Regions from separate parts of the Mus musculus genome. Here region 2 is linked to region 1. Evidence: chromatin loops called from intact Hi-C (ENCODE). Cell type or tissue: left cerebral cortex. All regions are shown on one strand. Links, peaks and the distances in the headings refer to the core of each region. The heading gives the core; the rest is flanking DNA. Region 1 has its middle 3.6 kb from the start of Gm33687. Region 2 has its middle 52 kb from the start of Gm33687.

Evidence for each region. A loop is a pair of places that touch in the nucleus more often than their neighbours do. Peaks named below come from ENCODE experiments on the same cell type or tissue, not always from the same donor. Only the 100,000 strongest peaks of a DNase experiment are listed, where the experiment ranks them.
Region 2: a loop joins it to region 1, with 2.5 times the contacts of the local background. A loop is called at or near these places in 5 of 42 quality-filtered maps.

What each region holds. Positions count from the first base shown.
Region 1 is chr8:86,274,770-86,277,685 of GRCm38, forward strand. No RefSeq gene overlaps it. Among named protein-coding and RNA genes, the nearest start is that of Gm33687, 3.6 kb to the right of the region's middle. In left cerebral cortex, for the core only: no CTCF peak of the experiment used is centred there; DNase peaks (open chromatin) are centred at 1,104 and 1,651; H3K27ac peaks cover 594 bases.
Region 2 is chr8:86,330,456-86,333,371 of GRCm38, forward strand. No RefSeq gene overlaps it. Among named protein-coding and RNA genes, the nearest start is that of Gm33687, 52 kb to the left of the region's middle. In left cerebral cortex, for the core only: no CTCF peak of the experiment used is centred there; a DNase peak (open chromatin) is centred at 1,533.

The DNA.
Region 1 (2,916 bases), core at 96-2,595:
CAGCATCTGGCTTCTGTGCCTTCACTGATAAATCGAACGTTTGGGATTCTGTTTTTGTTTTTGTTTTTGTTTTGTTTTGTTTTGTTTGTTTTTAATGAGGATTAAGCAGTTTATTTTATATTCAGTCTACAAGACCCGGCATGCGGTAAACCCATGTCTCACTTATAAGAGGCAATGAAATCATAATTAAAAACAATGTGCCTTGTGCCATATGATTTTTTTATTTTCTTTATTTACAGTTCAAATTTTAATCCCCTCTCCTAGTTTCCCCTCTGAAAACCCCCTATCCCATCCCACCTCCCCCTGTTCACCAACCCACCCACTCTCACTTCCCTGTCCTGCCATCCCCCTACACTGGGGAATAGAGCCTTCTCAGGACCAAGGGCCTCTTCTCCCACTGATGTCCAACAAGCCCAACCTCTGCTACATAGGCAGCTGGAGCCATGGGTCCCTCCATGTGTACTTTTGGTTGGTGGTTTACTCCTTGGGAGCCCTGGGGGTACTAGTTGGTTCATATTGTTGTCCCTCCTATGGGGCTGCAAACCCCTTCAGCTCCTTTGGGTCCTTTTCTAGTTCCTCCATTGGGGACCCTGTGCTCAGTCCAATGATTGGCTGCAAGCATCCACCTCTGTATTTGTCAGGCACTGGCAGAGCCTCTCAGGAGAGAGCCATATCAGGCTCCTGTCAGCAAGCACTTGTTGGCATCCACAATAGTGTCTGGGTTTGGTGGGGATTTTGTTTTTTAAGAACAGCATCTGTGCCTCAGTTTCCTCACCTTTAGGAAAGTTAACTAATAAGAGAATCTTGCCTAGTATTTACAATGGTGATTACTTCTTTTTTATTTTATGTTTTTATTATTTTACTCTTTTGCTTTTGAGAGAGTTTCACTCTAACATAGGCTAACTTAGAATCCCATCAACAACCCAGACTGGCTTAGAACTTCCTCAGTAGTCCAGGCTGGCCTCCAATTCCTGCTATTTTTGCCTTTGCTTCCCAAGAGCTGAGGTTACAGGTGGCTGCGTCTATACCAGACCCAGTGTGGGTTTTAATTTTAACTGATCAGAGATGCGTGGGGGCTAGAGAGTAGAGCAGGGCTTGTGGTTCCTGTGGGCTTGGAGCAGAGCAGGGCTGGCGGTTCCTGCTCACAGTGGCTGAGGATGAGTCAGAGAGATGAGAGGCATAAATAGCTCCTGTCTGTCAGCTCTTCCCTGACTCTACCCAGTCCGCAGACCTGTCCACCCCTTTCCTCCACCTCATTCCCAAAGGCACTCCTTTGGCTCATCTGTAAATCCTAACCAAGCCCTGTAAGCAAGTGTATTAATAATAATTCCTCCAGTAAATAGGAATTGAGTGTTCCCTGGGTATTGGAGGAGGAAGTCCTATTGTGAATATGAAATGGAAAATGTTTAGCGTGTTGTTGAGAGTAACTGGGTTTTTCTCGGCTCTTGGGGGGAGGGGGCTTTTAAATCAAGAGTTAGGATGATAGATGCTTGCAGTCACCCAAAACTTCTACCGAGTAAGTGACCTTCCAGTTCTTGTCTGGCAGAGTTGAAGAATGGAATGATTGTACCACGGAGGTGATCTTTAAAAAGAGTATTTTATTATAGAAAGCTTCAGAGACAGAAAGATGCAAAGCTCCTACAGCAAGAGCAGGTCCCTGGGAGTGGGTACCACTGTGGGTTGCAGCCTTCCAGTTAGTAATGCTTCGTATGGATGAGCTGGCCAGCCCAGCTTTGGCTCCAGGTGTCTAAGTGCCTCTTGGTTTCAGTCAGTCCTCATTTATGATTCCAAGGGAAGGGGTCTTCATTTAGAGGAAAGAGATGAGGAAACACCAGAACCTGTTCTTTCTTCCTTTCTGACATCCCTGTTCTCTGGCCAGGGCAGGACCAAAGACATTCCAGCTAAACACTTCTGGCATTTCAGGCCTCAGGAAAGGATGGAGTTGCCCATGGTGTCAAGGATATTTCCAGCTTTTAGCTGAAGAAAGAATCCATTCCTTTTGTAGGGCCCCTTACTTTGAAATGCCCAGCCACTTCTGGTCTGCTGTTCTCAATAGATAATGTCAGTTAATAAAACTCTGGGAATGGCCTTATCTCCCTGAAATAGCAAAGGAGAGACAGAAAAATAAACAAAACCAAACCACACAAATGATGTGTATGGTACTGTCAGGACCTCTGACTCCCACCCACCAGGAGCACAGATATTCTTGTACATTGTAATATAGGGGACAGACAACAGGTTTGCCCTGTTTGGTCTTTTTCAGTGCAACAGTTATAAATTGAACATGTTCCTGTCAGCCTTGAGCCAGTGGGCACTGACAATGTCAAAAAAAATATGTGCTATACAAAAAGCAAAATAAGATATAAAAAAGTGGGCACAGAGCTGGTGTGCTGGATAATCTTAACTTTGTAAGGGTCCATGAGTCACTGAAGAGTGATACCCCAGCAGAATGGAAAGCAAACAGAACACAGGTCATCAGCTTGGATCCATGATTTGACTTTGAGTTGTTCTTTTTTTTAAATTTTATTTTATTTATTACGTATTTTCCTCAATTACATTTCCAATGCTATCCCAAAAGTCCCCCATACCCTCCCCCCCACTTCCCTACCCACCCATTCCCATTTTTTTTGGCCCTGGCGTTCCCCTGTACTGGGGCATATAAAGTTTGTGTGTCCAATGGGCCTCTCTTTCCAGTGATGGCCAACTAGGCCATCTTTTGATACATATGTAGCTAGAGTCAAGAGCTCCGGGTTACTGGTTAGTTCATAATGTTGTTACACCTACAGGGTTGCAGATCTCTTTAGCTCCTTGGGTACTTTCTCTAGCTCCTCCATTGGGGGCCCTGTGATCCATCCAACAGCTGACTGTGAGCATCCACTTATGTGTTTGCTAGGCCCCGGCATAGTCTCACAAGAG
Region 2 (2,916 bases), core at 204-2,703, 56 kb after region 1:
TCCATTCCCTTCACCATCTTTTCTGACGTGGCCACTAGCTTCAGTTCTTCCCCTGCAGCTGACGTCATCACTAGACAAGGGAAGAGAACGCAGGAGAACAGTTGGCTTCATGGAAGATACTCTGAATTAATTCAGTGACTAGAAATGTCTTCAACTCAGGGGCAGAAGAACGGGTAGCTGGGTGTCATAGACAAGAGAGTCAGTTTGGAGTGCTTGACGACAGGACTGCAGAAAGAATACAATAAAATTCAGAGCTGCAGAGAAGAAAAAAAATCTCCTATTTTACCTGAGCCACATTTATATGCCCGAGGAGTTTTGACATGGAGAACATTGGATTGTTAAATATTAACCCAAACTAACCGACAACCTAAATGTTGCCTTCATCCTCCATGTCTGTCTCTGGTGATACAAAATTCACCCCCCCCCCGTCCCCATTCTCTGAGTTATACTGATATTTGTATTTGGCTCTAGGATAATTTACTTTATAGCCTCTGAAAGGTTTGATGAAGATAGGCTGGTGAACACTTTGGGGGTGGGTGGGGGAGGGGAGTGCAAGGAATGCCTAGGTATTTTGTTTTCTTAGAGAACGGAGTCTGAAGTCCCTCTCTCTTCATGACCTTGGCCCTTAGAAGAAGTAAGGTATGCACAGAGCCTGCCTCAAGAACATGGTTGTTGCTTTCAAGGTTTCAGGGCTGGCTCTCCTGAAGAAGGAAACAACGGGCTGTATTACGTCCCCTAAAGTCCTACAAGACAAAAGATGCAATGGGAACCACTGGAAGGACATTTGCTCAAGACAGTGAAATCTGGTTGAATCGTGGCATGAGGGTGGCTAGAAGTTTCCAACTGTGAGACGGGGGCACTGTGATTAAATTGTGGAGATTTGGGAGCCTTTCCTGGTCCCCAGTGCAAACATACCAATAGTCTCCACCACATTCACACAGCATCATAGAAAAACAGACATAGCACACCCTGAATTCAGTGTCCCCTCAAGATGCGACTTTATTATAAGCCGGTCATTGTTTGTTCTCCATGTCATACAGGAATGCTTAAAAGTATCCCCAAACAAAGATCTCTTGCTGACACTTTAAAAGACATGCCAAATAAAGTAGCAGGGTATCAAGAGCCCTTCAAACAGTGCCTGCACTTCAAGAGCCCGAGTGTACACACTCATTTGAAGTACATTCGAGAAAATAATTTACTCCCAGTCTGTTTTGAATAATTGTACACAGATAGCTCATAAGCATAATAAATCTTTAGCAAGACCTCGTTCTTGCACGACACTCATGAAAGCCTCAATCTGAAGATTACACTTAATAGAATTGCCTGTCAATCCCCATCATAATCGATGGGGGCAGATGGCTCTTTGATTGTGCTTTTTATATGCAAGAAAGCTCCATACCTCTCTTGCTTTCCAGTCAGCCTCCTGGCAGCTCACATTGTGATCAGGGGCTTTCTTTATGGAGAACTGTTTTCTTTAAACACCAGATTTTATGTATCATTATAAATAGATGTGTTCAGAGAGCAGTTTTTCATCTATAATTTGTTCATCTGCCATGTTAGCATTTGAAATGAAGCTCATTGGGAGCTTGGAGTGCAGATGCTGACAGAGAGGAACATGGACCTAGGCTAGAGGAGGCTGGAGCCATCAGGACTCACAGGAACAAGAGCTTACCAGGGAAGTGCCCAGGCCCTCGCCTTTCTCTTGAGACACAGGGTAGAGTGCTGGCATGTACTTCTTCCTAGTGGGGGCTGGGTTTTCCCTCAGTGATTGGTTGGTCCTTTAATTCATCCGGATCCATCCTATCTCGTGTAAATGGTATACAACGAGCATAAAGAGCTCAGCTACAATCCTCACTCGTGAAGGGCACTGGGCTGAGAGGCGGAGTGGAGATGCTGATCATGTTCTGAGCACGCGCACAACTATAACTCCTTTCATAAGCAGATCCAGTACACACTACCTGCACATCTTGTGCAACACTGTAGCCAAACCATGCTTTGGAACCAGGTAAGACTTGAACTCTTTACTCTAAAAGGGAGCATAAGGTTATGGCAAAGAGGTTCATTCCCCGGGTCTGCCTAGAATGGGTTTAAGATCCACTCCTCGGCTATGTGCTGCCTAACTTCATTTATAAACCTAACCTCTCCACACTTCTGCCTCTTCATCCATAAAGTAGAAATGAGAATAAGGTTATTATAAGGCTCCACTGAGATAAGGCAGTTAACACAAAGAGTACCAAGTAAACTAATGAATACAACATATAAAGTAAATAGCACACACTCTTCTCTTTCAGTTGAGGAGGAGTGGTGGGCACCACGTGCGTGCCCTTCCTGGTACTCACTTTTATATTCTGCAACCACTCCTCACAGACAACTAAGGGAGTGAAGAGATTTTCCACAGAGACTGCCTAAGGGAGGGAGAAGTTTCAGAGACCTCAGTCCACTCTGATGGGAAAGGCATGGCAGGGTTCAGCCCATGATGACAAGAGTGTCCGGCAGAGGTCATTCACATCACTGCCAACCAGAATGCAAGGAGAGTGTCAAGAACTACAGGCAGATATAACCTTCAAAGGCCAACCCCTGATGGCCTACTTCTGACAGCTAGGCTCCACAGACTCTCAAAATAGAACCACTGCCTAGGGCACAGCCATTCGAAATATGAGCCCAAGGGGGACATTTTGGTTCAAACTGTAGTGCAGTTCCTATGATAAATTCAGGTGACCTGGAAGCGTGACCCTTACAATTTACTTTGTCTCTCAGCCGAGACTTCACAGTTAGAAAAAAACACAATCACGGTATGGCTTACTTTAAGCAGCTGTTAATACTGGTGCCACGTGTATAATACTTCTGACTATTGCTAAATTGAACAATTGACTAGATGCTACCAAAAAAGGCTTGCTTTCCCAAAGCTCAGTGTAT